Linked DNA regions of Mus musculus: all the other regions are linked to region 2. The links are chromatin loops, found by intact Hi-C in ENCODE. Cell type or tissue: left cerebral cortex. All regions are shown on one strand.

Evidence for each region. Hi-C counts contacts between places; a loop is a spot of excess contacts. Peaks named below come from ENCODE experiments on the same cell type or tissue, not always from the same donor. Only the 100,000 strongest peaks of a DNase experiment are listed, where the experiment ranks them.
Region 1: a loop joins it to region 2, with 4 times the contacts of the local background. A loop is called at or near these places in 10 of 42 quality-filtered maps.
Region 3: a loop joins it to region 2, with 3 times the contacts of the local background. A loop is called at or near these places in 4 of 42 quality-filtered maps.
Region 4: it touches region 2 in a loop (7-fold over the local background); 17 of 42 quality-filtered maps call a loop at or near these places.

The regions. Positions count from the first base shown.
Region 1 is chr13:40,729,197-40,737,196 of GRCm38, forward strand. It overlaps Tfap2a (transcription factor AP-2, alpha), which reads right to left and starts at 4,599. Exons shown (of 7, transcript NM_011547.5): 1 at 4,474-4,599. The coding sequence starts at 4,524. It overlaps Gm26688 (predicted gene, 26688), which reads left to right. Exons shown (of 3, transcript NR_125899.1): 2 at 4,215-4,584; 3 at 4,826-5,966. In left cerebral cortex, a CTCF peak has its summit at 4,798; DNase peaks (open chromatin) are centred at 576, 1,031, 1,527 and 4,906; H3K4me3 peaks cover 1,486 bases.
Region 2 is chr13:39,642,601-39,650,600 of GRCm38, forward strand. Gm32243 (a long non-coding RNA gene) reads right to left here and starts at 4,752. Exons shown (of 3, transcript XR_382222.3): 1 at 4,431-4,752. In left cerebral cortex, a CTCF peak has its summit at 4,963; DNase peaks (open chromatin) are centred at 4,395 and 4,953.
Region 3 is chr13:39,179,705-39,187,704 of GRCm38, forward strand. No RefSeq gene overlaps it. Among named protein-coding and RNA genes, the nearest start is that of 5033403F01Rik, 220 kb to the left of the region's middle. In left cerebral cortex, a CTCF peak has its summit at 4,090 (motif pointing right); DNase peaks (open chromatin) are centred at 4,093 and 4,325.
Region 4 is chr13:40,745,534-40,753,533 of GRCm38, forward strand. No RefSeq gene overlaps it. Among named protein-coding and RNA genes, the nearest start is that of Tfap2a, 16 kb to the left of the region's middle. In left cerebral cortex, CTCF peaks have their summits at 3,705 (motif pointing left) and 7,280 (motif pointing left); a DNase peak (open chromatin) is centred at 3,699.

The DNA.
Region 1 (8,000 bases), 1.1 Mb after region 2:
CTTCTATTAATCTCGAGGTGGGGAAAATCATAAACCTTCAAAGACTATTACCATTTCATGACTATTTAAGTAGAAACATGCTTCACACGGAGGCCTTAAGAAAGCGCACGTTTAAATGACTAGCTTAAAGGTTTTAACTGCATGGTTGGGGGGGGGGTCTGTCTTTTCCGCTTCCTCTGTTTGTAGGCTTTTTACACGACAGGATCGTTTTTATGATATGAATGGGGAGTGAAAGACGCCAAGCCAGGGTTTAAAATAGAAAGATTCTGCCGCACCGAGTTCTTTTAAAAAGAAAGAGGTGCACCCCGGAGCGGAGGCCCCCGCCCCTTCCACCCCAGCCCCAAAGGGCAAAAGAAACCCCCGACTTTAGGTTTTTCAATTGCAAGCTGCTTGCAAAGCAAGCCAAGAGTGGCTTCCAGAGAGCGGGAACCTCTCTCCGAGGTTTAGCCGCCAGGCCCCAGGCTAGGGGAACACACCGAGGTGCGCCTTTCACCCCCACCCCAAAAGACGGATTGAACATCAGATATGGAGAGCGTCTCTGGAGCAAGTAAAGACGCAAGGAAATAAAGACGAACCCGGCGAGAAACTGGCCCAAGGAAAGAGCTGCGGGGTAGGTCTGCGTGCACGGAGAGGTCCAGCAGGGACAGGGCAGTGGCGACGCGTTGGATTTGGGGATGGAAAGGAGCCAGAGAAAAGTGGAAAGGGAGATAGGAATGCAAACGGAAAGCGAGGTCCACAAGGAACCCTGGCCAAGAAGCTCAGGATCTCGGGCAGTTTCTCGGCTGCGGGTTTCTGGAACAGAATTCCTAAGGAAACAGGGTTGGGGGTGGGGTGGGACTCACCATAGCTGAAAAACTGTGAACTAACATCTGCGAAGAGTCTGGGGTAACCAGTCAGGGTGAGGAAAAAAAAAAAAAAAGCCAACAACAATAACCAAAGCAAAAAAGCAAAAAGCAAAAAACCACCACGCCTCGAGCACCCGGCTGCCCCGCGGCCCGAAAGAGCCACACACAAAAGGCGCCGAGAGCCCCGCGCCACCCAGGACTCCAGTCACCGCGCGGACGCTGCCGCGAGCGCCGGAGCCCCGCTCGGATCCATCCGAACTTGTACCACCGAGTCGCGCGGCGCCTTCAGCTGGTCGAACCCACGATCTCTATCCTCCCAGGATCGGTTAGGATTTCAGAGCTCTTTAGGAAAAACAAAAAGCAAAAACCACACCACCAACAACAACAACAAAAAAAAAAAAAAAAAAAAAAAAAAAAAAAAACCAAAAAAAAAAACCACCAAAAAAGAAAAGAAAGAAAAACGAAAAAAGTGTGTGTGTGTGTGTGTGTGTGTGTGTGCGCGCGCGCGCGTGTTCCTTAATCCGTGTCTCCCCCTCTTTCCTTAGCGGCGGCTTCACTTCAGCTTCTAATAACCGCGCTGGGCAGCGTTCCTGGAGCCTCCTAATAGCAGATATTCATGACTATTAATATTACACGAATACTTAATAAGGGAAGAATGCCTGGAAATCGAGCGTGAAGCGGAGAGGCAACTCGCGCCGGAGCCGGCTCTCAATGCAGTCATTGACGGGAGTCTCAGTGTAGCAAATCGGAGGTGGGGAGAGGGAGCGCGAGAGACAAAAAGCGAGCGACGGAGGGAGCGGGCGAGCGTGCGGGGGGCCGCGGCGCGGCGTCTGGCGAATCACAGCAAAGGGGCAACATTTTAAAAGGTTGCAGGGCCTGCAAAAGTGAAAGAGAAAGAAGGCGAGAGAGGGAGGCCGAGGGGGTCGGAGCACCGAGAGGGAGGATGTGTCTGCGTGCGTGTGCGAGAAAGAAAGTGTGGGCGACTAGAAGAGAGAGGAGTGGAGAGAGGGAGGGAGGAAGGAGGGAGCGCCCGGGAGGAGGAAGGGAGGGCAGGAGGGAGGGAGGAGGAGGGGGAGGAGGGGGCCGAGCCGGAGCTGCGGAGGGGGAGCCCGCGGCGGGGTGGGGGGGGAGGGGAGAGGAAGCGAAGGAGGACAATCGGACCTAAAAGGCTAGGGCAGACCTCGGGATGGAGCGGGGGTCGCGCGCCGCGGGCTGGAGCTCCCGGGACCCGCTGGCGGCTGCCCACCGAGTTCTGCGCCTGGGAGGTGCTTCCCGCCGCTCTCCGGCCGCGGGATTCTCTGTTGCGCAGCGGGGCCTGGGACTCGGGACTCGGCTGCCCGCTGCCTCGCTGATCCTCCATGGCCCGGCGTCCCGCCTGGGAGCAACCCGCCCGCTTCGCTAACCCTTGTCCTCCGCCTGGTCGCGAGCCGCCTTCCCTAGGACCTCGGAGCCGTGAGCCCGTCGGCTGCGGCTTCTCCGATCTCGGTTGGTCCCCGGACCGGGTTCCGGGAGCGGGAGCCGGAGCCGGAGCCGGGACGCGGCCCCGGGCGCGCACAGACGCGAAGCGGCCCAGCCTGGGCGCCTCTGGCGAAGGCTCCTGGCTCCCTGCACAAACCCGTCGGACTGGCTGGGCCACTCCTGCCGACACCCCCTAGATGACAGAGCTAGCTCTCCCCTCGCGTCGCCACTGCTAGTCGGCCCGCCTGGTTGTCGGAACAAGCGGCACCTCGCCTCTTGCGTGTCCCTGCAGAGTCTCAGCCAAATCAGACAACTCTAAGCCCGCTCGGGAACCCGAAATCTCCGCTCCAGAGCTGGCTATCCCGCTGATACCAAAGTTGTTGAGATTGCCCAGACTTTTTTTTTTTCTTCTTCTTCTCTCCCATCCCGGTCTCATCACACCCCTCTCCAACCCCTCTCTCATGCGCCTTCAGAGTCCCTCTGGGGGGTTCAAGTTCATCTCGCGCCCTACCCTCGAGTTTCCTTTGGTGTGTTGAGCCACACTAAGATTCTTAACGCTTCCACTCAGGGCGCTTGTACCCCGAACTGATTTCGGGGTTCCAAGAAAGTGAAAAAACCATCAGCTAGAGAAGGGAGCCCAGATCCCTAAGGGGGAAAAACTGCTCTTAAAGAGTCACAGTAGAACCTAGCCCTGCCGGCAAAAGTCACCCTTAGTCTAGAAAACAAAGCTGTCTGGTCCTACATGGGGTTCCTGGGCCCCTCTCGGCGCACCACAGGAGTCCCCAGAGAAGCAGGGATATTGGTAGGGATGCCTGTCACCTGGTGTCCCAGGTTGGGAGTGGAGAGGGATAAAGGGAAAGACGGAGAGGAGAAAGGCGAAAAAACCCAGCATTTTAAAAGAAAAGGGGGAGGGAGCGGGTGACACTTCCCTCACGTAAACCCAGTTTCTAATTTCGAGTGAAGTCAGAATTTTTGCCTCTGCGCGCCCGCGAGCAGACGTTTTAGCCGGAACCCCTAGCTCCAAATGCCGAAAGGGGGGGGGGGGGAAGAAAGAAAGACAGACAGACAGACAGACAGACAGACAGACAGACAGAAAGAAAGAAAGAAAGAAAGAGAGAACAGCGAAAGTCAAGGCTACTACAGATTTGGATAATCACGGGCTTCCCACCCCTCCGTCACACCACTCGCTGATCAGCCCCTTTCAGTGGGGTATGAAAAAAAAAAAACCCACACACACACAACAGGCTGAGGCCATCCCTCCCCCACCCCCCGCACAAGCCGTTGGTTCTTTTTTCATGCCTCCCTGACTGTCCCAAAAGTTATGCTCTGAGGCTCTGGGTTTTAAAATGGGTTCCCAAGGGACGGCCCTCTCTCTGATCCCAGCGGACTATCGGCAACTGGAGACGATCGGCTGTCGCCCCAGGATTTTCAGGGTCCCGCCGCTAAGCACTGGCAGGTAGAAGGGGGATCCCTCCCCCGTCCCCGACTCCCAGAGGCCGGTAACGCACCCACACCCAACCACCACCACGGGGTGTGTCCACCCCGAAGCTCGGCGGGAGAAACTCCTTAGAACTTCAAGGACTATAGCAGCTAAAGAGTGACACCAAGGGCTGACGTGTGGGCTCCCAAGCCGAACGTGCTTTACAGGTCAGGGCGAAGTGTGTGCGCCCTTCTCCAAATGCAAGAAGGGAACGTCTTTAGGGAGAAAGAAAAGAATGAATGAAAAAGGGGGTATTAATGTCAGGGAGGGAGTGAAAGGGGGGACATGGTTTTATTTTCTTCCTGCTACTGTAGGCACCCCCAGGATCTCGCTCAAACACACCAGAGTGCACAGGCACGTGCCCAGTTGCCAGCTTTTTTTTTTTTTTTTTTTTTTTTAAATCCAAGCTCTTCTCTTCCTTCCACTCTCAGGCAGAACCAAAAGTAACCAGGAGAAAAGGGGAAAGAGTGGAACACGAGCTTCGAAAGACAAAAGTGAAAGAACCGAGATCCATGTCCACTATCTCCAGCGTCTCCCCTGTGCTATTCGGGCGACATGGAGGGGTGGGAGCTGCGCGGGTGTTAAGTTTGTCCCACTCGCATTTCGCGTGGAGAGAAGGAGGAGGAGGAGAGGGAGGGTCGATCTCCAAGCCTGTGGCCGCAAGGATGACTGAGTCGGCGCCGCGCTTACCTCGCAGTCTTCGTACTTGATATTATCCGTCAGTTTCCAAAGCATTTTCATGGATCGGCGTGATCGGATTTGCCCCTCTGCGCCTCGCACCCCAGCGGAGCTACTCTCTGGGTTAGCGCAAAGTGCGGGCTGCGGGCGGTGAGCAAAAGAGGAGGAGGGGGGGAGGAGGAGAGGAGGGCGAGGAGGAGGAGAAGGGTAGGAAGGGGGAGGAGGAGGTGGAGGTAGAGGAGGAGGAGGGCCAGGAGAAGGGCGAGGAGGGAGGAGGAGAGAAGGGTTAGAGAGCTCCCGTGTGCGCTCGGAGATCTCCCTCTAATGGTAGAAACTTTTCCCTTTTCCTGCTCCTCGCGAACAGCCTAATCGCCTCATTAGCATATCAACAATAGTCCAATTGCTCGCCAGGACCACAATCTGCCGCCGGCCGCTCCGACCCAGGTATAAAGGCCTCTTCTAGCCGCTAACTTGCTCCTAGAGCACTTGCCTGCATGCCAGCCTGCAAGCCCAACAACTCTTCCTAGAGCTCCAGCACCCTCCCTGTTCGAGCGTCCCCTATCCCCAATTTCATCTCTTTCCCCTTCGCCTGTCTTCGGGTCCTGCTAGCCAAAGATGCTTTGGATAAAGCTCTGTACTACGCAGGGTACCAGCGGCGGCGCCTAGGGACCAACTTTTAGTACCCCACCTCCCACTCTTACTACAACCGCCACTATCTGCCTTTCGTCCCCGTCCGATTTTATTAGAAATCATTATCCCTTTCGCAATGAACCGTAGCCACCAAACCAGGACCAGCAAAGTCACTCCAAGAATTTTGCCCAACTAGAGATCGCCTCCGCTCACGGCTGTTACCCCCTCGGGCTGCAGCGCCCTGGGAGTTTTATTAGCTTTGCGCTCCCCCCTCCCCCCAGGTTGGAGATTCTGCCAGCCGGCTCCGGTGGCTCGGTTGGGGTTTGCGATCTCTTAATTGCTACGTGTAAAATAAAAGTTGTACCCTGAAGAGGTTACTCGACAGATCCGGGGGTTAAATGATTTTCCTCCGGTTTGTATGAAGCTGAATCGGACTGACTATTCATCCGGGCGTTTGGACTGTAAGGTTTCCCAGGTGCAACGTGGACAACAACACAGAATTCGGATGGGGATGCACAACCCCTTCTGGAGTGAGCCAAACCGCAGACCCATGAGCTCCTGCGACTCTCCATGCGGTGTCGTACATGCATCAAAATAAAACATTAGGAACCAACTCTTCCTGTGCAAATCGGCTCCAGTTTTCCCAAGATTCTCCTTTTTAATTAAAGAAGGACGCGACCCTTTATGACTTGATGTTACTAACGCCGGCGTTTTGGCGGCGCAATGGCCGGCTGGTGAAGAACCTGAAGGCAGGAGACACCCCTTCCCCAAGTTGGCCACTCCTGACTCCGCCCAGGGGCTTACTCACTCCACCGGGACCCTTCCTCCCTTACTGCAATTATTCTAAAGTAAGATATTAAAAAAAAAAAAACACTAAAGACTTTAATGTGACACTCTGATATAGAGGGATTTCTCTGGCTGAGTTTTCCCACTAGCACTTTAAAAAATATTTTTATCTGTCTTTGTCCTGCTAATTGTGGATCAACGACAGCAGATCTCCTCAGAGACCTCTGGTTCATCTGATTCTTTTTTCTTTGGTTTTTCTTCCTTCTTTTCTTTCTTCTTTCCTTCCCCCCCCCCCACCCCAAATGTCCAGGCCTCCTCGATTTCCATAGTGAATCCCTCATGGGGAAGAAGACATCGGCAAATCCAAGTGTTTGCTAACAGGTGGAAGAAAAGCAAGAGAAGAGAACACCAGCCTCCACTCAAAACTGTAGAGGTGCAATTCTCCTTCCTGAAGACCCTGTCTAAGCTAGAGTCTCTTCCCCGAAAAGCCAGAGACAAGACCAGAGCTGACAAGTGAATTCAAAGTCTCAAGGCCCTGGGTAACCCCTAGAGATGCCTTTCCACATTTAAGTAGCACTTTGGCTGATAGGTGTAGGAACTTGGCTTCCCACTCTGCCCAGGAAAAAAAAAAAAGGTCAATTTCTAAGTAAAGCTCCGCAAGGTTTTTCCCCCAAGCTCAACTGACCTGTAAAAAGGCTTAAAACCTAGAGCTCAGTCTCTGGGAGGGGCCAGCACCTCCACTTTCCCCAGAGGCAGCCACAGCCCGGTGCCCTATGACCTGTAGGCCCGCTCCAAGGCCTCAAAGCAGGGGTTTTTACGTCCTGCGGGCTCGCCAGGGTGCTTGCGGGGAACTCGTAAGTTTCGCTTTCTTTTCCTTCAGTTGTGACCTAGGGGGAAGGCGCTTAAGGGGTTATTTGCTCTCTAACCCGACCCCCCCCCCAATCCCCTCCCCTGTCCCCGCAGCTCAGTGCCGGCGGATCTCTGGCTCCAAATCAGCTAAAGGCTACTAAACTGTAGTTATACTTCCGCCAAGGGCACCATTGACGTGTAGATTGGGCCTGCCAGCTCTGGGCGGCCGCAGTCGCGGCCCCGCAGTGTGGGCGCTGATGAAAGGCTGGGGAGAGCGGGTCGGTTGGGTAGCCCCTGAGCCTGGGAAGCACACGCTTGCCTGAGCTTCATTACCACAACTCGTCTCTTGCAGTCAGTTCTGCAGCTGGGCAGGGGCCGTGGTTCCCTTGGATAGGAGCCTAGAGTTAGAGCTGAGGATACAGGCCTGACCTGGGGGGAATGAACTATACCGAGGCAGGGACATCGGGAGTAACAAAGAAACATGGGTCGGAATGATCTTCTGTTCTCTGATTGTCAACATCCACCGAGATGAGCGATACCCAAGTGGCCAAGCCTGGTAGATCTGTTCCCATAGGTCTCAAAACCACTGGCCCTCAGCCCCAGATCCAGGCCCTACAGCCATTTGCCAACTGTAGGCTCTCCCCGCAGCAGGCCCTGACCTCCAGCCACATCTCTGTCTCTTTTCTTTAGTCACCCCTGGCTTTCAAAACCTAGCCTGAATCCCTAGAGGCCTGGTCCCAACCATAGCCCACTCTAGGCAGTGGGTACCTTCTCCTGCCGATTTCTTTAGAATTTAGCTATAACAGCATCAGGCTTCAGCACCCACAAAGAGTTAGGTACCCAGGGGGTGGGGAGAGAAGGGCGTAGGCTCTAGCGTTTGTGTTTGGTGTGAAACTTTCATCCTTAAACAAAGTCAGTTTAAGTTTGAGGAAGGAATATCATTTAACAGGTTTAACTAGAGGAAGAGTATAAAAGTATTCACTCAACTAATAAAAGTAATAAATATAAGGGGAAAACAAACAGCCAAAGATCTTCATTTCTCCAACTCCAGACAATGTAATGAAGATGACACTCTCAGAACTTTACCCTGAGCTCTCAGGCAAACGGCAGAAAAGCAGCTCAACTCCAGGGCCTTGCCCTGGAAGGAGCAAAGCTTCCAGCTCTGTTTTTTGGTGTTTTTCTTTTTTTGTTTTCCTTTGGGAAGGTAGAAGCTCTTGGTTCAAAATGCCCCTTAGGCCTGTGGCTTAGAGAATGTAGATCTAACCAGGCCTTGG
Region 2 (8,000 bases):
AGATGTGGTCCTGGGCACAGCTACGTTTATGTTTTGGGGAAGTGGAGAGCATGTGAAGAGAGAGGAAAGAGAAACTTCCAGTCGGACCTAGACTTGGTGTGGACTCTAATTCTGCATCACCCTGGGTCAGATGCATTGATACATTTCCTTCAATGAGCTCACTGCACTAGTTCCACTCGAGAAAACCCTGATGATGATCTACTTGGGCAAAAAATAAAAATAAAAATAAAACAGTCCCATTGGACATGAAATTTTAATCTGTCCAGCATACTGTTTTCCAGTACAGTAAACCATATAGACAATCTTAGGTTTAGTTATGATGGGTATGACCTTTGCAGCATACAGAGTCACTTGACTCTTGGACTATTCTAACATCTCCTAAGCATGGATGCTAAATCTGTGTGTATATGGAAATTATCTACCTGCAGATTCAGCAAGAGATTTGATGCAGAGAAATGACTGTTGGCTATAACTCTGATTATGTGTTCCTCTTTAAATAGTTAAATACAGCAAGGCAGCGCAGCTCCTCTTGAGCAGAAGGGAATTTCCTAGGTTCTCTGGGTGACCTTAGCTTGCACCAGCTCAAGGATCAGATGGTAGGAAAAACTTAACATTTCCTAAGCTCCGCTTCTGCTCCACCACTGTGTAAGGAAAATATTGACATATCAGATAACGTTGGGTGGGTACCAAAGTTTTGGACTGCACATCTGCTAGGATTATTCTAAGTACAATTACCTTAATCCAAGGGGGGAAATCACTAGTATCATTTTTTTGATCCACTTAATTTAGTAAATTAATTTACAAACCTAGACAATTACCAATGATAACATGAAGGATTTTGTAGGATTATTGCAGTAACTTGAATGAAACTCTGCTGACTTGGAGGTCTTTGCTTTTATATAAACAGGGCTGGCATAGCTTATCTATTTCATGATTCATTGTAAACAGCTTAACCCCATTACAAGAAATACCTGGCTGCTTAAAATTTGTACTTATGAGTGTCAATCAGGGGTTTTGAACTCAAAACTTGGTACATGAAGAAGGAAAAGCTAAAAGAAATGTCTAAATAGAGACTTGTATCCACTAATAAGGTTTTAAACTTGACAATTAGGCCAGGTGCTAAACAAGATGAACGGCCAAAAGTAAGATAAAAGTTGGGAATTTTGGACACATATTTAGATGTTGCCTCGTTGAAGGTGAAAAAAAATATGATTAACTAGATATAAATGCCAAGGTGCTTATTGTTTGAGCTAATTATTGACTTTCTTTTGTATATCCTTAAATATCCTCTAATTTGCATAGTAGTCTTGGCATGTTTGCAATTGTAGAAATTAATTTTAAATATAAAAGTTTCCTCTCTCCATCATCTGTATTTTGTTAATCCATAAAGAAAAAATAATCTCATGACTTAGAATATAAATGTTAATATTCTAAACCCAAAACCACAGAGAAATATGATAGAAAACAATCTAATTGCTTTGAGAAGAGTTATTTATGATGATATTCCTAAAAATTTTATGTTTGAAAATAAACATAAGAATAAAATAATTCATATAAAATCTTCAACCAACAAAGGGTAAATGTCTATCTCATGTCGTGTGTTTAAAAACCAGGGTTTTTATTATTATTACTATTATTATTATTATTATTATTCAGAAATACCAGGACTTAAGTGTATGCCCAATCTATGTTATTTTCCAGTTATTTGTTGCTAATTACATATAATTCTCTGGGCCCTCTTTTTCTCATCTATAAATGGCTTAGTATTTATAAGTTGTATAAAGCCATACATTAGTGCACATGAAATACCTTGGCACATACATGTGCTCTGTGGAGATAGAGGTATTTTGATTAGAGATGTTACTATTAAACTTTATATTGATAGGTCATCAGGAGTAAGTTATGTTGGATAATAATTATTTGTTGTGCTTGTGTTTGTAAGAAAGAGAGAAAGAGAGAGAGACATACAGACACACAGACAGAATAGACATTCCTGTGCCACAGCCAGTATGTGGAGGCCAGAGAATAACTTTAGGAGTCAGTTCTTGCCTGTTTTGGGGATCTAAAGTCAGATTCTTAAATTTGCATGTCAAGCATCTTTCCCTGGGTCATCTCTCTGGCCCCTGATAAGTTCTCATGGGGACACCGGGAAGGCTTTATTTATGGTATTTGAAATGCATTCAGAGTTGCAGAATTAGATGTAGTCTGTTTCATCTTACAGTGACTTTTTTCTCTGCCCCCCTCTGCCTCTGTGTGTGTGTGTGTGTTTGTGTGTTTGTGTGTGAGTTTGTGTGTGTGTGTGTGTTATACACATGTATATATGCTGCTGTTCATCTGGTGCTTAGAAGCCAGGAAGGATGTGGAGTGCCCTACTCTATCACTCTCTGCCATATTTCCTTGAAGAAAAGTCTATTATAGAACCTGGATGTTAATATCTTGTCTAAACTGGCTGACAAGCCATCTCCACAACCTTCGGTACTTCTTAAAATGTTTAACACGTTCATTCCATGTCCCTTGGTGGCCTTACACCAGTGTGCTTCCCTGAACTTTGCATGGTCTTCCTAAAGTCAGCTCTGGACATGGAAATCATAGTTTACAAACAAACTAACGATGGTACTTTAGGAAGGTGACCACTCACAAATAGCACAAAAGTGGCACTTTCCATCTACTTTATGCAAGTTCACAATGCCTCTTCCACGGCGTTTTGAAATGAAACCCCGAATCCACTAAGCCAAAAACCCTTTCACAGAAGTCCGTATTACAAATTGCTATTTATCAATGTGCAAAAAGCCCCTTGCAGATTGGTAAGACAGATATGACTATTTCAAGCAATTGCTGAATGATTTATGAAAGGTCCTAACGCACCTGCTTCCTTGCATTGTCGCTGGCTTGGTGCTTGGAGTGTCCCACAGTCTCTTGTGTGGGGTATACGGCCTGTGCCCACCAGTTACCTTGGATCATCGATAGCTTCCTGGCTGGAGCTTTCCAGTTTGGAGTGTGAACAGGCTTCCCTCAGGGGAGCCAAGCGAGAATATGATGTGACCCTGGAGCATGCAAGGCCAGCATCCTCCTAGCTGGAGATGCTGCCTAAGGGATAAGTGCAATATGACTTGTTGATATGGTGTTGACAAGATTTCTGAAGCTGACAGGCAACCCACCTCACCCGTGTGCTCATGATTCCACGGGCCCTGCTCTGGGCCTTTTCTTCTCGTTCTGAGTGGATAGCTGCTGTGATCTGACACAAGTGTACTTTTGGATTAGCGTGGGTTTTACCAGGGCAGACTGAGAAACCATATACTGCCTGGAAATAAGAGAAAGTTTCTTCCTAGGCGGGATCCATTCTCTGTTCTTTTTAAGTCAAAAACCAAAATGAGTTCACGGGGGACCATAAAGGAAAGCCCCAGCCCTTGGTAAGGTTGTAATTCCCCTGCGTGCGCAACTTCTGATTTTGATTAACGATAACGGCTTAAAAGCAAAGGAGCTTGAAAAGCCCAAAGTGTTATGATGGAAAGAATAACACTATTTTTTTTTAAGGTATAAGTTGTTTTTCCTTTGAAAACCCAATGCACCGTGTAAATAAGGGATGAGAAAGAGGACTCAGTCGCTTTTCTAAAATCTGCTTTACCTTCCTCCGACTTTAAACCAATCCCTTAAAATGATTGACTTTCGACTTTGGTAATTAAACATCCCTGGTAATGTAGGGGTCATGGCCATTGTGAAAAAAGAGATGGCAATGCAAGAGGTATTCCCTTCAGGAGTCCATGAGTCTAAAAGTCAACATAATAACACATCACCGTCTCCAAGGGAGCCCATGTAAATGTGTTACCTTAGCAGTTAAGTGTATAAATGACTTCCTCGCTTATGTAGACTTCTGCACAGCTCTTACATATATCACGCAAATATATATTTACTAGAGAGACCTCAGAACTTTGCTTATTTAAAACAGACATATTAAATAAATTATCTTCTTTCAGAAAATTACATTGGCACTGGCAGAATTAGCCTGTGGTATATTATTTAAATAGATAGTCTATGCGTCCATGAGGGATGAACTTGCTACTTCCATAACTTTAAAAAATGAGTAGGAAGAAAATCAAAATACCCCTGCCCCTAAATCATGCCAACAGAAATTCAGATGCCTTTATGTCATACTAAATGGTTTTCCCCACTGCAAGCAAGCCTCCTTGCAGGGGAGGGGGGAGGGGGCGTTACATTCTACATGTAAGGAATTGTTTTCAAAAGAAAAATGAATTTATTTCCGCAGTATGACACACAAGACATTCTGCCTTAAAATCTCCCCCAAAATATCTAACTCACAGTCAGTTTGTGGAAGACATTCATAGCCAATCACAGACTTGCTCTTCCGTTTGCAAGATGGGTGGACAACGTTGCAGTTCTCACTTTAAAGTGAAGTGGAATATCCCACTCACCTGCACATTGTGTTCTTTTAGTCATATGAGGATGCACCGTCGATTGAAGGAGCTAAAGGAACCTCCGCGCAGAAGTCTATTGGAGTGTTAAGGTAATCACCTTCGTTAGGAGGAATGTAACCCATTCATAGCTTTGACTGTGTGAATGTGTAAGGTTGTATCATGAGAGCTAGAAGGTCAAATCAAGTCCATTCAGAATAAAACCTCACAAATAGACAAATTACTTTGGAAACTGCCCTCTCCCCTTTCCCCTCCCTTCGTTCCGTGTGCTCACAAGTGACCCAGTTTACGAACACGCAAGCTGCTCAGTCTCTCTGGTTTACAGTCCTCTTCAGCAAAGATCACAAAAGCATCAGCACAGAGAAACTGCTGTAATCAGTCAAGTCGGAAGATGACACACTTCTTCGAGTTCTGCTTGCCAAAAATAGGATTTCATCTGCTCTGGATTTTTTCCCCCCACCTGAACCAGTTAATGTAGTAAAATGCCAAGCTTTGAGAGCGCAGGATCGGGGAAGCTGAGGTTTCGGTAGGTGGCGCTTCAACACAGCCCACCTGCCTTGGCTTCCATGAGACTGATAGCTAATACCTGTGGTGCATCAAAGAGGCGCTTGGCCCAGTTTGCTAGCACTGCAGCTAAGCTGAGATCCCAGGCAAGAGATGTCAAATGTGGGGGAAAAAACTATTTAGGGAAGAAAACAAAACGTGTTTGGTATTCGCCTTTACATCTGGGCACATATGTGAACACACATACGTGTTCATATCTGCATTGACTCTGCTTCTTAAGCTCAAAGCCATAGTAAACCGATTTGATATTTTCAATGATTTATACTCTTTCTTTTAGGAGAGGTGGGAAACACACTTGTCAAGTTTCAGTAATTTTAGCTTCTGACTCTTATCTTTGATTGGCTTTCACAGTGATGCCATTTTTTTTTTTATGCCATTTCCCCCTTAAGAAGCCATCCTGGGATATGTTAATCCTTAGTAGTCCTCCCGCCCCCCCCCCCCGCACCCCCTCCAAGATATTTAACTATTTAGATAATCAGATACATGAAATTGCCAGTATTTTCCTGTCTTAAAGAGGAAAAACCAGTAAATGGAGATCTCTCCAGGAATGTTCCAGAACATGGCTACAAATTGACATAGACCGGGATGATTAAGTGGACAATAAGCTACGTGTCATTGGCAAACAGGCATAGATGCCTGGAGAGAAGCACACGATAAAGGGATTCACTGTACTAGGCAAGATCTCCATGGTCCATTGACCTAAAGGTATCTGGGAACCTCACCCCAGAGAAGATGGAAGGGGACAGGAGAGTGGAATAGGACCAACCAGGTTCTACATCAGACAGACCCACAGCAATTCATTTATCACGGACATCATTTCCTCATATTCTGCAGAGAATTGTCTCTGCTATTTCTGAGGATTAAACAATACTCAAATAATGCTTTATCAATCTCTTCTAAACATATGATTTAGAAGAAGATATTTTTTATTTGAAAATACTATAAATAGGAAATTTCCTGAGCTTTTATTTTATTTTATTGATAAAAAATTTTGCCGTTCAGCATACTGTTTTGGAAGATACATACTTTCAAGATACTAGATAGAAAAGCAAATAAATAATTGTTTGCATGACAATTATTTGATATATTTGACTGTATTAGTATGAGCAATAACATATGAAAGAATGGGCTTGTAACTACTAAGAAAATAAAATCACCGAAGGTGGAAAGGAAGAAATAAAAATTGGTTTGTTGCTCCTAGACTATATGCTGTCTGTTTGTTCTGAAATTCATAGAACTTTAAAATGTTAGCAAAATGTACATTCGGGGTTCTGCTATATTTCTGGAAAAAAAAACTTTCAAAGAACGAAGTATAGTGACTTTTAGAATAACCGGTAACTCAAATATCAAAAATATTTTCTCTTGGACAGAAGAACACAAAGAAACTCAATGTCAGCTACGTGCCTGTCCTTCATCTGGATTTCTTGATAGAATTATCACAAATTTAAAAATTAAAAAGAAAAAAAAAACTGATTTGTGAGACCTTCCATTTTTTGGAGCTCAGTCTGCAAAATGCTGGTTCCGGTTTTCTCTTAGAAGAAACCACCTCTCTTCTGCTTCTTCTTCAGGTATTAGTTCTTCTCTTCTTTGAATATTTTTCCTGCGTCTTTCTTATGAGGGAGAAGAAAAAATATATATACTCCAAAATTTCACATGTGCGTCATTTGAATATGATGGCAGCCATTGCTTCGTTAACTTTTCATTACAGTCTGGAGGTTAAAGAAAATGACCACCATCGGTTCAGCTCCTTGCCGATGCCTTGCCTAAATTCGTTTTCTCCTTTCAGCTTCCTACCCTGCCCCCAATAAAATCCATTTTATTTCCAGCAGAATTCAAGTTTAAAATGCGTTTGAATCCTTCAGGATTTTTTGCTTCCCCCTCACCCCGAAGGTTTTGGGCCACAGAATGCCAACAGAACGGAAGGGATGGCAATGAGGCCCCCTTTGGCATCTGTCAGCCAGGAGCTCCCATCTGGGTCCCTGCAGAGCTCAGAGTCTGGCCTCCTCCCCAGCGAAGGGCCACAAGGCTCCGGAGCCCAGACACGGGAGCATCTGATGCGAGACTGGCCTAATGAAAGTCCAGCATGGGGCTAAATGAGTTTCAACCAGGGCCGGGTGAGGGGCTAATGATGGAACTGCTCCCTGGGCTGCTCGGCGCTGGGATCTTTGTTGGGGCATATGGCAGTTGGCTCTGTGCCTCGCTAAGCGATTTCCTGTTAGATTTATCCCCAGAATGTTCTCTTCCTAGCGTCCCCTCCTCTGGCTCCTTTTGGCCTCTCCTCTTCCCTTCCTCGGTGCTGTGATGATCTCTTGATAGGACTGTTGAGTCATAAATACTTAGTATCTTAAAAATGTGGCCACAAGGACAGAAAGAAAGAAGAGAGAATACCGACAGTTATATCCTCTGGGGTTTTACCTAACATTTGCCGCTTGTAGCTAAAGCACACACTTCTCAGAACCAGAGAGACTCTCACCTTGAAACTTGTTGAACACAGTAATGCTGGCAGAAGTCCTCCTTTCTCTGTGTTTCCCTCTATTTTATGTCCTATTATTCATGCGATATAGAATCTTAGACGTCAAACATAATTCTTTTGCTATCAAATTTTTGATGAATTTAATTTTGATCTATATTCAAGTCCTAGGTAGAATAAGAATAACCTTGATTTTAAAAACAAAACAAAACAGAACAGAACTGAACAGAACAAAACTAGGCTTGTCTTCAGTGGACCTGAAGAGACAACAAATTTAGAGAGGTTCATGCAAAGATAAATTTTGGCTTGGGATGAAGTTTGGTTTGATATAGATATATGAACATCATTGTTTGAATTGTTCTAGGGAAAATGCCTACAATAGCTACTACATCAATATCCAAGTACTAGATCCATTTCATAAATATAAATTGTACTTTTGTAAAATAGGTAACTCATTAAGTATTGATAAAAACTAGTGCCAACTTGCATATTTGAATATTGCTACGAAAGGGCTAGTATTTGAATATAGTATTTGA
Region 3 (8,000 bases), 460 kb before region 2:
TATATAAATATATTGCTGAAACTATGAGAGAACACATAAGCAGAAATGGCAACATACAGTCATTTTTACAATTAGGATTATATGTCTTTCTTCCTTATAATGAGTTGAACGTAATACTTAGTAATACTTATCCAGAAACAGTGAAATATCTAGATGTCCAGAAAAATACATTTGTTGGAGTCAGACAGATTTAATATGCCAATAGGAACCTAAAATTTCTTTTTAAAGAAGTCATGTTCTATTTTATGGCAGATTAGCACACTATTACATTTCATAGAGATTTTTTTTTCCTTGCCAAAAATGTTCAGCGAAAGTAGTATTAGCTTGGCTTTAAGCAAACTTTTAAGTCGTACCAGCAAGAGCTGAAGCGATGATAGAATTTGACTCATTAGGCTTTTATTTTTACCATAATACTCTTAGCAAGAGCTAAATATCATTTCAAACATATAATTAAAGTCTTTCAGTAATCCATGCTTTAATATGATTTGAGACGATAAATACCTTCTACAACAACTATCTCACTGCTCCTTTTACTGTTATGGCTTTAATTTTCCACGATGTTTTAATTTTGATACAAATACAACAAAAGTTCGGTGTTCCTACACAGTACCAGTATGTGTTGCCCTGAATAAAATTGGAAAAATAGATGCTCTTCTTGCTCTGGAGTCGAGATCTAACATGCCTGGTTGGACACTGTAAATGCATTGGGTTCCATGTAGAAGTACATTTTGAGTTTTTTCATTTAGGTCTTTATATATCTGGGTAATCTTTACTCGTTGTCAGACCTCAGAGATTGCCTATATCCCAGCAACGCAGGCTGCCTGTGCCACAGCATGAGAGCTTGCTTGTACCATTGCGTGCCTGTGTTAACATCAACAATCTACTTGGACACTGGCCATTGCATCTTTAGTGGATTTCTTCTGTACTCACCTGCAGAATGATGGCCCTCATTGGATCTATTTTTTCCAATATTACACATCTAGCTCTCTAGTGTTGTAGTTAATGTAAGAAAATACTGAGAAAGCTTGAAACTTCTTCCAAGACATACTTCTCTATTTTTTATTCATATTAAAACTTTAGTTGATGAAAGTTGAAACTTCCTTCAAGATTTTTTTTTGCATTTAAGTTGTGTATACTTTTCCCACAAACTTAGTCTAATCACCTACTGTGTGCCAATAAGTCTTAAGATAGTAATAGAGCCCTTAAAATGCCTTTATAAAAAGAAAAAGAAAATAGACTAGTTAAAATTAACATGCAATAAAGTTATTAAGGAAGTTAATGTAAATGTTAACAAACTAACTCAAACTTTTCATTTACCTTTCTGGTTTTCCATAGATACTTTATTGTTTACAATGTAGCTTATAGTTAATATAATAGCTCTATACTAATATAGTTAATAGCTCTAAAATAGCAACAATTAACAGCTATGTCTGGTTGAAATCAGAAAAGAAAGAATGTATTGCTGAGAAAAATGTTTGTGATACAGTCTAGCTGTGCAGTCTTCAGAGAGACAGTATTTACTAGGAGTCATGACACAGCAGGCCCTAAGGACAACTACCTGGGAAACTTTTAGAAATGTAAATCCTAGGCCGCTCCCTAGACCTACTACAGTGCATAGCTTTATGTTAGCTTGACACAAACTCAAGTCATTTGAGAGAAGGAAGCCTCAAGTGAGAAAAGGACTCCATAAAATAGGGCTGTGGGGCATTTTCTGAACTGATGGTTACCCATTGTAGCTGGTGCCATCCCTGGGCTCTATAGGAAATGGTCCTGGGTTCTATAGGCAAACAGTCTGAGCAAGCCAGGGGAAGCAAGAAAGTAAACAGCACCCCTCCATGGCCTCTGCATCAGCTCTTGCCTCAAGATTCCTGTCTGGTTTGAGTGCCTGTGCTGACTTCTTTCAATGATGGACTATGGTATGTTTTGTCATAGCAATAGTAACCAAAACTATGACATTAAGTGAGTCAGAGACTCTGAATAAGTTCAGAAATTAGACTCTAAACCAGGCCTTCCATGGATTTGAAGCTCACACTCATGCCAGAGGTCACAGATGTAGCTGATCCCCATCACGTTGCCCAATGCACAGTCTTCCATATAAAGAAACAGCTATTCCCGTAATCAATCCTGATGTAGCAGTAGTTACAAAGGCCCATGATTTGGTCTGATCTAGGTTGGGCAGCAAGTTCTAGATGCCTTCTATGATATGTCTAACTCTCTAAGGGCTGGGGCCCTATTCCAGTTCTCATGATTATTCTCTATTGTGTCTTACAGGTAGACCTAGTCATGTGAATTTACTCCCATCTAGTGCTAAGGAGAGCAGAATCCATTAGTTTTTAGGGAAGGCAACAGGAATTAAGAATAAGTCAGTGTTAAATATTTTTACCAAGAAGCAAATGAATGACAAGCCAAGGTCATGAATTCATACACAGAGGAGATCATTTCTCTACTTACTCTATTCCATTGTTATTGAATATAAATACATTTGCATAGATGTTTTGCAATACTCAAAAACAATTAACGTGGAAATAAGTCAACATAGGCTCCTACTGGAATATCCAGCATGTTTGTTAATATCCACACTTAGAACTATTTGTCCTTTGATACATAGAATTCTCTTTAAAGTTAAAAGGATGTTTGCTCTGTATTAGGTGGGCCCAAAGTCTTAGTTTATAACTGGGAAAGTTCGACAGTTTTTCCTTATTGTTTTTAGAGGGGGTAGGCTTTCTGTCTTTCAACTCATAACATATAAATACTTCACATTGTTCTATTCTTGATGCCCCCCTCCAAACCACATTTGATAGCAGTTCAACTGTTCCTTGAAAATTTAAATTTACTGCATGTACCAGAGGGGTTGTATTCAAATCATCTTGTGCAACTCTTCGGTGAGCTCTTTGCTACCTCCTGGCTGTCATCTAAAGGAGAAAAGTAAGGCAACTTCTCCAGAGAGAACCGAGATGTTACTGTAGAGATGGCTGGTGTTTTGCAGAAAATTTCCGAGATATCCATCGGTCAAAATATCACTGACCAAATGCTTTTGAAGTGTTCACTCCATGGAGAGTACAGGCCCAGATATCATGCAGAAGCAGAGGCCAAAACAGTGCACGTGGTTGCACTTGTTATTATTCGTGGTAGCTTTGTGTTTGATAGCTTCTTCATTTCTAAGTCCATTTTTCAGTTGTTTTACCAAGATGTATTTGAAAGTTCAAAACCTGTATCTATAGCATAGAGGTTGAAGGCTCTTCATGTTCACCATGATGCTGTCATAAGAATAAAGCTAACACACTTGCTTAACACTGCAGGGGGTCTCTACATCTGTCCTTTGTAGATCTCTATTTTCTTGACTGGGTGTATGGGGAGTTATACAAGTTTCAAGATGCAGAGAGTGTGTAAGTCCTATCCATTAAACCTATAAGGTGGGAAAGGAAAGAATCATTATTTCCCTGTTAAAAAATCAACAGGAAATTGGAGTCTTTGCAATCACCAAACACATCCTCCAAGCCATGAAGCCTTCTCTAGTTAACCGAACCATGCTAAAGACCAGCTCTCTGGGATTCTATTGTAGAATTTGCACTATTTTCTGAAGTCCTTACTAACTAACTGACCAACCAACCAACCAACCAACCAACCAACCTAATTCGTTGAAATTCTGGTTAGCTGCCAAAATCCCATGGTTAGAGTTTACAGAACACATCAACATTGATGGAGTCCCCATCCTTCAGCTTTGTTTTTTGTTTTCCTACAGTTAAAGCAGGAAGATAAGGATTCTCGGGTAAGACCTCTTGAGCTGTTTTTGTTTTCTCTTTAGATCTTTGGACTATAGTTCTTCCAAAGGGGGAACTATAATGCTTGGAATTTTTTTTTTTTTGTAAGAAGATCCTACATGAGATGTGCTTTCGTTCTTTGTGCAATGTATATGAATCTACACAGTGGGGGAAAGAAAAGCAGCATTGTCCTCAAACAGAGCAACAGTGAAACCTAATTGTCAACCAGATTTGAAAAAGAAAGTCCAGGAAAAATGTCCAGGCCTACAAATGTGCTTGGTGTATCTCTTTTTCTCAGAACACTGGGCCTCTGACAGTAGATGGCAGTGTGAGATGGGGAATTTGAGACTTGGCAGTGATTTTTTTTTTTTTCTTGAAATAAGCCCGGTAAAATACTTTCTCTTCTTCTCTTTCTTTCTTCCATTCTTTTTAAAACTTGGAACCACTAAATTGAGTTTTCAGGCAGAGTTTTGTCTGGGTGCCAAGATCCCACCCTGGAAGGCTCTGGCAACCTACAGGTGAGGCTAAGCAAGGGTTCTGTTTGAAGTGGGGCTGTTGCCCTGCTCAGGAGCAAGATGGGAAGTATGTGTGCACAATTTATTGTCATACAGCCAAGCTAACTGCCACTCAACAGTCTTGGCAAGTCTGTACACCTCCCCGGTGAAGGCAGCTCCCCTCCCCTTCATGTTCCTCAGAAATTCATGCTGTTTAGGCCTAATACACAGAAGCCTTGATAAAGCCAAGGCACCAAAGCAGCTTCAGGGTTTCACTTAATCTTCACTCTCCTCAACCCCTTAAAAAATCTGAGGCAGGGAGAGAGGGGATTTCCAAATTGAAATCCGAATTAAATTACACTAGAAAAACGGTCACTGGATTTGAAATCATCCCTTTCCCAGTGCTCGCTCAAGTCAGGGATCCTACTCAGAAACTCAGAAATCATGAAACATACGAGCATATTAAAGCTGGTTATAACGTGTCTTCTTTAATAGTCTTAGTGTATTGGCAGGATGTGGAGTCTCTACTCACCTAGACTTGTGCAGAGCATCGTAGAAATAGGCTGTGTTTTAAACAGGATAGGGATAACTTAAACTATTTGATTTGCTAAATGATTCAGTTCATAAAAAGAGATTAATTTAATTAATCATTCTGATAGTGTCCTTACTTCACACGGTCATGACAGGATTTGAAAAGTGTATCTCATCCATGTTCCTGGCTTTAATGATTGTTTTGCTTTCTATTCTTCTGTGACAACTATACTTACTCAATTGTAGATGTCTTCTAGTCTAGTTTAATCTCAGTGCTTGTATGACAAAATGTCCATGGCTTAGCCATGTTAAGCTCCAGTTTCCCAATTGTTTGTTTGGAATAATGTCATATTTACTCCAGAGAGCCTGAGGTCGAGCACTGGTCATTCTGTCCAAATGTGCAATGAATATTATCCATTGGCATCAGGCAGAATTTGAAACATTATTGCTCCCTGTCCCTTTCAAAAATGGTGAATACTTAATCACCCTAGATGAAGAAAAGTCAAACAGGCAAATTTCATACTTAAGATGTGTTGCCTGCAAGAATAAGTGAAAGGAAAATCGAGATTGCCTTAAGATCACTTTATACTTAAGTGAGAAAACAGAATGTTATAGTCAAATCTCACCCACAGCTGGGAGTGTTTGAATATATGCATACACTTTGCATAACCAAGTCAACCAGTGCTTTGGTTACCAGGTGAGGAACAAGACTTTCAGGATGAAGGTAAAAACGGAGACATGAGAACAAACACAGTCATAAGCCACACCTTTGGTTTCATCTCATTTGGTGGGCACCTTTTAACCTGAGAGGCTGGGGGGTGAGAGCCTGGAAAAAGTAGGAAGTCTGGGGATGAAGACACTAACCACTAGCAGGTTGTGTAGCACAGTCCTGTAATCTTAGCACTCAGGAAGCTGATGCAGGGGGAATGCCAGGATTTGAAGCCAGTCTGGGATACAAAGTGAGTTGAAGGCCAGCATGGACTACATAGAAGATGATGTTTCCAAAGAGTATACCAACAAAGCAACGCCCCTAGCAATCTTTGTTTTGTTTTATTTTTATTTTTAGGAAGTTGTCTACATGGGGCCTCTATGTTAACCTGGATGGAGACTTGTTGAAAGATTGACAACCATGTCATGGTTGAATACCAGGATGCTAGGATGCTATTTCTTAAACTCATCACTTTTTACATTTCTGTACTCCCTTAAGTTATTCATTGTTTTATTAATATAAATAAAATGCTTTCCTCTTGTTTTGTGACTTTGACAAATTGCTACATAGCCTTGTGTACTTTCCCCAAGAAAACGGAAAGCAACACTCAGAATATTTCAAGATAAAACGACTTAGTACTCATGGCAGTTACTAGGTCAGTCGTAGGCACTTGGTAGGTCAGTGAATATAGCCAGGTGTGAAAAGCACCTTCCCAGTTAGTAATGATAGAATCAGACAATTATAGAATGCTACGCTTTAAAGAACCCCATAGCAACCAAAATTTCTTTTTCTTTTTTTTTCTGTTGTATATAAATTTTATTTATTTATTTATTTATAGATATTTCCTTTATATACATTTCAAATGCCATCCCGAATGTTCCCTATACCCTCCCTCCACCCTGCTCCCCTACCCACCCACTCCTGCTTCTTGGCTCTGGCATTCCCTTATACTGGGGCATATAAAGTTTGTAATACCAAGGGGCCTCTCTTCTCAGTGATGGCCGACTAGGCCATTCTTTTTCTTATAAAAGCAGAAGGTAATGACTTGATTGAGACTGCTGACATGGGTTCTATTCAAATCCTCAGCAAATGAAACCAGGAGAATACACACAAACATTAGCAAAAGATCCACTATCAAGAGTCAGTTTCTATCCTCCTTTGAGGCTGAAGAATCTCAGGGTCTGTAGTCAGCAAGTCGGGAGTGCAGAAACTTAACAGCTTGGAGCTAGGCTATGTCAGACTTGAGATCCAGGGAAAGCCACTGTTTGGGCTGCATCTGAGGGCAAGTGGAGATTGACAACCAGCTCGAAGCAGTCAGCCATGATGAATTTCCCGAGTGACAAGATGGGTAGATGGAAGATGGGCTGCTTTATTCTACCCAGGATTTCCACTTACTGAGCAATCAGCTTTATTTGGTCCACTGATTCAAAGGAGAACCGGCTAAAAGTATTCTGTTGGGGACATTCAGAGACATAGTTTGTCAGATGTTTGGACATTCCTGGCCCAATCTAGAAGACATACGTTTAATGTTATCTTTATATTGAAGCCTGTGAAACTGTCACCACAGGGGAAGCAGAGTGTCATGGGTGTCCTATATGCTAATGTAAAATGTTTCTGTTTCAGTCCTAAACAAGATCAGGCAGGCAAACATTCTCAATCTTTTGGAATTCTGGTTCGGTAACAGCATTGTAGAACTTTTAGTTCATGGACTTGAAACGAAGCAGATGTGTATGTGAAGGTGTTTCTCTTAAAAGGCCCTATCTGTGCTCTTGAGGTTTGGGCTCAGCCTTTGAAGCTGCATAAGAATGAAACAATGGGCTTGGAACCACCAGGAGAATTGAGATTTAAGTCTGCTTAGACAAAATATCAGAGACAGATAGTGGTTTACACATCATTCGAGATGTTGATGTAGTTTCCAGTATGGGTAGCCATTGGTGATTGGACGCTTGTTTAGTATACAAGTGCTAATCAAGATGCTAGGAAGAACAAAGATGTTTATGAAAGGTACCAGCAAACTCAGCTAGATCCTAGTTTAATTTTTATCACTGTCTAATTGATTCTCTCTTATACAGTACTGGGTTTACTTGAGCTAAAGTTTGAATAAGGCAAAGAATGAACAAGAACTTGGGCTTTTGTCCATTTTATGCACTCACTGCTGTATCTTCAGCTGCTAAAATCTCAAACTACTGGGTCTTACCCAACGTGACACAGGTTTCCTGAGTGACTGGGGAGCACCAGAAGTCCTAAATGTTGATAGTTAGATTAAAAGATTAAAGCACTTACTGTCAGAGAATTGGGTTCCAAGTCTGTGCTTTTATAGTTAGTTTTGATAGTCAGTTTGACAGGATCTGGACGAGCCCAGGAGACAAACCTCTGGGCATGCTTGTAAAGGAGTTTCTCTGGGTTCATTGAGTAACAGTGGGTTAAGTCACACTGTAAATGCAAGCGGGCACCATTCCATGTGATTAGGCTGTGGACTGACTAAAAAGGAGAAGTTATGCTGAG
Region 4 (8,000 bases), 1.1 Mb after region 2:
TGAGACAGGGCTTCTCTGTGTATCCTTGGCTGTCCTAGAACTTGTTCTGTAGACCAGGCTGGCCTCACACCCAAAAATCAGCCAGTCTCTGCCTAGTCCTGAGATCAAATGCAAGGGCCACCACTGCCCGATTATCTATCTATCGATCTATCTATCTATCCATCCATCCATCTACTTTCTTCTTTCTTCGTTTTTGTTTTGTTTTGTTGTTGGAGGTAGAGTCTCTCTATACAGCTCTGGTTGTCCTGGAACTCCCTTAGTAGAGCAAGTTGGCCTCCAAATCACAGAGAGCTGCCTGCCTCTGCTTTCTAGGTGCTGGGATTAAACACTGGGCCACCAACACCTTGCTGGATAATTTCTTCATATCAGAGCCTTGTTTATTTTCTCAAACGTGGCTTAAAGGACAGCTCTCGGTGCTTGTAGGTATGTTGGGCTTTGTAAAACTAATATTTATGGACAATCCCAAAATGACAAGCCAGATGGTTCTGCGTTTCAGATATAGCTGGTTCTTCAGGGTCTGGGGAGTTTTGCTTCTGTGTGTTTTTAAAAAACATTTATCCCGGGCTGGAGAGATGGCTCAGTGGTTAAGAGCACTGGCTATTCTTTCAGAGGTCCTGAGTTCAATTCCCAGCAACCATATGGTGACTCACAACCACCTGCAATGGGGATTTGATGCCCTCTTCTGGTGTGTCTGAAGACAGCTACAGTGTACTCATATACTTAAAATAAGTAAATAATTCTTTTAAAAAAAATTGATCCCCCCCCCCAATAAAACAGTATTTGATACTTTCTTGGCACCCTAGAGAGACCTTCAACAGCATTGTGCTTTTCTCTATCTTTATTTCAACGTGCTGAGTTTTATTCAGGTTTTTAATTGGCAATTTAACAAAGCCACTGAGGTGAGAGATGTCTGGAGGATGTTCGACAGAGCGTTCTGACATCACCTGTCCCCAAACTTAAACCTTCAGGTTTTGAAGCTCCCAATGTACATTGCATAACCTTTTTAATTAGAAGATTTCAGCCAGGAGGCTGGGAATGTGAGAATTTCATCATTTTCCTTTGAAGAGTGGTGCTCAGAAGAAGGGAAGGGACTGCTTCCCCTCCCCGACCCCAGAGTGATTGAAAACAAATACACAAACCTGACAATTTATACACACTTTCTGACTTGGAGAATTGCTATGTAAAATACGCAAATTATAGGATACTCCGATAATTGTGGTCTTCACCCTAAATAGTTTATTTCTAATTATGAAAAACTGGTTTTCATTTGCCTCAGGAACTTTTAAAGGCAAAGCTGTCTATGACCCTCAGTAGAACAAGGATTTTACAGCAGCATTTGGCTGTTTCAGGCTTCTATTTTAATTTTTTGAAAAATTAAATTCGAATGAAGCTCATACGTTTAATAAAGAAAGAACATGTACTTAAAACAGTCTCCTCTTTTTATTAGAATATCCAAGCAATGATTATTACCATACGAAATAAGTGTGTGCATGTAAAAAAAATACCCAGTTTAAGCATTCCAATTTCATTCAAATATTTAATACAAAAAAAAAAAAAATCCTACGATTTCAAGCATTACTTTTAACATATATAAGTGTTCTTTAACTCTACTACTAGAAACAAGTGGGCATCCTACGGCTTTGGCAACTCCCAGTGTGTTGAAACGCCAGCATGCAATAGGGAAAATTTGACTTGTGGTGTTTGAGGTTAAACAGTGGCTTGGCTCAAGACTCCCAAAGAGACAGAATTCAGTACATTTTCCATAATTTTACCCTGAGGAAGGAGTCATCAGAACTAGACGTTGAGAGCATTAAGGCTTTTATGATAATGCCCCTTGTAAAAATGTGAAGTATGAGTATACTGAGCCCTCTACAAACCTATATGCTGACTCCAGTTCACTCCCATACAGTTATCTGAGAACTACTGAGACTATTAGTAAAAGAGGTAATTGAATGTCCAGACTGGTGGCCGGTCCTCTCTATACACATTTCCTAAGGAGTTAATACATTAGTGTGTATCTTGGATTAAAGATCTGATAAGATTTTTTTTTTTAAACTAATAAATGTAAACTGAGAGGACAGAATGATCAGTGATGTTAGGTAACCATTGCCTATCTTGGTCAGGAAGTGTAAAGAACTCCAAAGTTAATAAAAGGCTCTTTAATGTTGTGTGTGTGTGTGTGTGTGTGTGTGTGTGTGAGAGGCAGAAAGAGAGAGAGAGAGAGAGAGAGAGAGAGAGAGAGAGAGAGAGAATGTGTCCCAGCAAGGAGCTCAACCTCTACTGAAAAGAAAACCAGAAAATGAATGTTACCTAATTAGGCAGACCTATGCCTGCCCGTGTCTTTAATGTGCTGCAAAGAGTCTGGACACTGTGGGGCTGGAGAGTTAGGAACACTAGATGAGGCCACATGTATATCTTTGATCCCAGCACTCAGGAGGCATAGGCAGGCAGATCTCTGAGTTCGAGGCCAGCCTCGTCTACAGAGTGAGCTCCAGGACAACCAGGGCTATACAGAGAAACCCTGTCTCAAAAAACAAAAACAAACAAACAAAAAAACAAAAACAAAAAACAAAACAAAACAAAAAAAAAACACGTGATGCTCTTGCAGAGGACTCAGGTTCCTAGCACTCAGATGGCAGCTCACAATCACCTGTAACTCCACTTTCGGGGTATCTGATGCCCTCCACTGGCCTCCAAGAGCACCAGGCATACACATGGATGCACAGACATTTATGCAGGCACAGACATTCAGAAGTGCAAAAGACTCACATACACAAAGAATAAAAATAAATGTGTGTTTTTTTTTTTTTAAGAGTCTGGACAGAGAACTAATATCTTGTGACAATAAAGTTTCCCTTTCAATGTTGTCAGTGTGTTCCATGCCACCCACTCCAGTCTGCCCAGTCCTCACCCTGGTCCCTTTCCTGCACGCAATCCTACAGTCGTAAGTCTTCTGGGTAACTGGAGCTACAGACGCACACAGCTGTATTAGGCTATTTGTCCCGCCTGTCAGAACCAAGCAGATATAGTAGGAAGGCAGCTGAAAATCCAGTAATCACAATTTGACTGAGACGTACTAGGGATGAATAAGAAACAACAAGAAGAAATGAAATCATTAAATGAGCAAGTGTTTAAAAATTTTTTTTACCAAAAATCCATACGACAAAAATGTGTTAGGACAGTAGCAAAAAGAAATCTTCCCCAAGTTTCGTGATTCTTAAATCTTCACACCATACCGAAGCTCACAATTTCTGTAAGGATGCAATTGAATGTTAGCATTCAAAAGGGGGGCAGGCTTCTGTTTTTAACATTTAGTTATTTACTTTTTTTATTGTGTGCATGTGCTCATTTGTAAAGGTCGGAGGAGAGCTTGCAGAAATCCTGCTTCCCCTTCTATCGTGTAGGCCTCAGGGACTGAATTCAGGTCATCGGGGCTTGGTAGCAATCACCCTGACCTACTGTACTAGCCCGTGGTTCCTATTTCTAAGGCGTGCTTTACACCACTTCTTAGCAGAGGTACATTTAGAAACTGATTGAGCCGTGGCGAAGGACATATCTTCTAAAGTCCTCAACCTCTTGTTGAGACGGACAAACAACAATTAATCTCAGGGCCATCAAATAAACAACCCCAAGACAAACCTCCAATAACTCCTTTCCCTAACGTCTTGAACTTCTGTTGGCCAACGAACTAAATATTTTTCCTAAACCTTTGCTGCCCTCGTGTGTCCCTTCAGAAAACTGACGGATAAAACTAAAGCCTGGTCTTGGACTTCGGGCAGGAGGCGGGCTGGGGGGGGGGGGGGGGCGGAAGGCGGGGCTGTTCCGCACTTTAGGTCCCGTAAACACAGTCAAAGAAACCTGGTAAAGGAGCCATGGTCAGGAAGAAGGACCAGAGAAAGAATGTGGAAATGAGGAGGGAGGGTCTGACTTTTGCCACGGGCTTCTGGGATAATCCTGTCCTGCCTCAATTCCTTTGTCCCAAATTCTTCCAACTTGAAACCAGTAGCAACTGGTAGGAGGAACAGGGAGATCTGCTCTGAGGTCTCATCTAGCTCTTAGACTCAGTCATTCTCCTGGAGGGTAATAAAAAAGGAGTTTGGGAAAACCCAGTTACCCGTCTCTAGCCAAGCCATCAACTTAAAGGTCAGTGTGCCAAAAGCTTGTGAATGCCCTTCCTGTTTCTTCATCGGAATCCATGACCTCCGCTTTCTGTCATCTTGGCAAACCTGCTCCAGTTGTCCGAATAGCTCTGACGAGAACGACTTCGGTTCTGTAAATGGCCAACCATTGTGCTCTGTCCCACAGTAACTTAAAAATAAAAACGGCCTTCTGTGGCTACAGGAGGAGTGAGGAGGAAGTTACTGTCGCTCCCCATTCCTCTCAGGGTTTGTTTTGTTATGAAGTAGCCAAGTGTATAAAGAGGAGATAGGAAAGGAACCTCCTTTGCCCAAAGGGATGGATCTTGGCTTAAGCGTCACACATTTGGGCAAGTGAGATGGTTCTTTGGATAAAGGCTCATGCAGCCAAGCCCAGCCACTGGATCCTGATCCCGGGGATCCACATGGTGGAGGCAGAGGCAGGCAGATTTCTGAGTTCGAGGCTAGCCTGGTCTACAAAGTGAGTTCCAGGACAGCCAGGACTATACAGAGAAAGAAACCCTGTCTCAAAAACAAAAAACAAACAAACAAAAAAAGACAGACTCCAGCGAGCTGTCCGTCCTTGAAGCTCCACACTGTGCGGAGCTGGAGGCAGCACCTCTGGAGAGCTCTTAGGACAACTCTGTGGGATTTGTCCTCTCTTTCCACCTTGGGAGTTCAAGAGATCCCCACCAGGCATGGCAGAAAGCATGGTTACCCACAAAGTCATCATTCCTGCCCCTGACAAGATAAAAAAAGATTCTCACACTTACTGGTTCACATCCTTGTCTACAGGAATTCGGATGCTTCTGGGAAATCCATAAACACACTGAGAGATGGCTCACTGATAAAGAGGAGCACACTGCTCTTCCGCAGCAACTGAGTTTGGATCCCAATCCCTATGTCAGGAGGCTTACAGCTGCTTGCAGCTCCAGCTCCTGGGAATTCAATGCATCTGACCTCAGCAGGCACCAGCATTCACGTGCACATAGATCCCCCTCCCCATTTATGTAATTAAAAGAATAAAATAAATCTTTAAATTAGAGAAAAAATGACTAAGGCCAGGGAGAGTATGCAAAGATTCAAGTTTAATTGCTTTAGAGATTGGCAAATTTTTGAAAACTCCATGGTTTATGGCTAGGCCCAGAGAGTGGCACTATTAGGAGGTGTGGCCTTGTGGGAGTAGGTGTGTCAATATGGCTTTAAGACCCTCATTCTAATTGCCTGGAAGTCCGTATTCTGCTAGCAGCCTTCAGATGAAGATGTAGAACTCTCAGCTCCTCCTGCACCATGCCTGCCTGGATGCCACCATGATCCCATCTTGATAACGGACTGAACCTCTGAACCTGTCAGCCAGCCCCAATTACATGCTGTCCATATAAGAGTTGCCTTGGTCATGGTGTCTGTTCACAGCAGTAAAACCTTAACTAAGATACTGGGTCATAAATCCGGTTATGTACAACTTGAAAGGAGGGATGGAGAGGGAGGCAAGGTCTTATGTGTGCCAGGCAGGCCTCAGACTTACTAAGAAGCCAAGAATGATCTTGAACTCCTCATCTTCCCTTTTCCACATTTTAAATCCTACGATTACAAGGCATCCAACACCACATCTGTTTTGGAGCAGTACCTGCCATCCCACGGTTTCCCGTGGTGCCAGGATCGAGCTCATGGCTTCATACACTCTAGACAAGCACTTAACCAGCCGAGCTGGATCTCCACCTCAATATATGCAATTATTAAAGTTATTTTGATTTCCATTTTCTATGTGATTATTATCAACTATTACAGTTATTATAGTTTTTTGTTGTTTTTGTGTTGTTTTGTTTTTGCAACAGGGTCTTAGAAATAGCTCAGACTGGCTCAACTCCTACAGTCCTCCTGCTTCAGCCACCTGAGTGTGCTAGTGTGAGTTACCATGCCCAGACTACATGTGATTATTAGTGATAAAAGCTTAATTGACATTTGGCTTGAGTATATAAATTATTGAGTTTTTACTGTCATTTCAAGACTCTCTGATTGTTCTTAAAACATAACTTTTCATCAGTATGTTTGAAATTCCTGCATTCAAACTTATTTTTTTCTATCTTTAGCTTCTTCTCATTGGTATTATGCGTGTGTGTGTGTGTGTGTGTGTGTGTGTGTGTGTGTGCGTGTGTGTGTATGTGTTCGGGTGTGGGCACATGTAGGGCTGTGGGTGTGGGGGAATAAAGGGAGTGGGAGAGGAGTGCTGCACACTTTCCACGCTGCCCTGGGTGGGTGTCTGGCTGTGTGAAGCCACAGAACCCAGCCCAATTGGGGGTGGACAGGGGGCAGTCCAAGGTCTCTGGGTCTCATGTAGGCCACAGATAACAGGTTCTCAGTCTCAGGCATCCCAGACGTTGCTGGACACCACAGAAGCGCTGAGGACAAAATGGGGTCCCCAGGGGTGACTTGGTCATCCCCAGGGACGAAGGAAGAAGAGGGCAGGGAGAGAGGGGGCACTGGGTGGTTCCCACGCTGGCGAAAGTCCTTGGTCTGGTCCGTGGCTGGAGCGCAGGAAGGTCTTCAGGCAGGAACTTAGATGTGGATCTTTAGGGGAAAGCCAATCCCATCGTTCAAGTATGGCGGGCCTTGATGAGCAGAGATGGTCTATGGTTTTAGAGCTTTATTGTAGAAAGGCAGGGAGAAAGAGAGAAGGTCAAAGAAAGAGAGAGGCTGGCCATGGCCACATGAAGAGAGGGGGGAAGGGAGAGAGAGAGAAGGAGGACTAGAGATGAGAGTAAGAAAAGTGAAAGCTGGGGCTGGAGAAATGGCTCAGCGGTTAAGAATACTGACTGCTCTTCCGAAGGTCCTGAGTTCAATTTCCAGCAACCACATGGTGGCTTACAACTATCCTTAACAAGATCAGGTCTCCTCTTCTGGAGTGTCTGAAGACAGCTATAGTGTACTTACATATAATAAATCTTTTTAAAAAAAAAAAGTGAGAGCTTAAAGAGAGCAAGGAGGGGGCTGGAGAGATGGCTCAGCGGTTAAGAGCACTGACTGCTCTTCCAGAGGTCATGAGTTCGGTTTCCAGCAACCACATGGTGGCTCACAGCCATCTGTAATAGAATCTGATGCCCTCTTCTGGTGTGTCTGAAAACAGCTACAGTATACTCATATAAATGTAATAAATAAATCTTTAAAAATGTGGCTATATAGGCCGGAGAGATGGTTCAGTGGTTAAGAGCACTAGACTGCTCTCCCAAAGGTCCTGAGTTCAAATCCCAGCAACCACATGGTGGCTCACAGCCATCCATAATGAGATCTGATACCCTCTTCTGGTGTGTCTGAAGACAGCTACAGTGTACTTATATATAATAAATAAATAAATAAATAAATAAATAAATAAATAAATAAATAAAATCTTTAAAAAAAAGAGAGAGAGCAAGGAGGGGCCAAACAGCTCCTTTTTTTAAGGTTTTTTTTGTTTTGTTTTGTTTTGTTTTGTTTTTTGTTTTTTTTTTTAGGTTTTTTTAGGTTTTTTTGAGACAGGGTTTCTCCGTTCAGCCCTGGCTGTCCTGGATCTCACACTGTAGACCAGGCTGGCCTCGAATTCAGAAATCCGCCTGCCTCTGCCTCCCAAGTCAAGCGGTTCCTTTTTACTGTGGAGAGGAGCATAGCTGGCTATTGTCAGGTAACTTTTGGGGGCGGAGTCTAGCCAGAATGCCAGGGACTTGGGGCTTTGTCTGTGTGACTGATAGTCACAGAATTATGGAGTTGGGGGCTCTGTGGTGGCAGGCACCTGTCTCTAGGAATGTGGCTCACTGTTCAGTCCCTTGTAGAGTTTTCTACTTGGTCTCCAGAGCAAGCCTCACTCAACCAAAACAGGCTGCCTTTCACAGC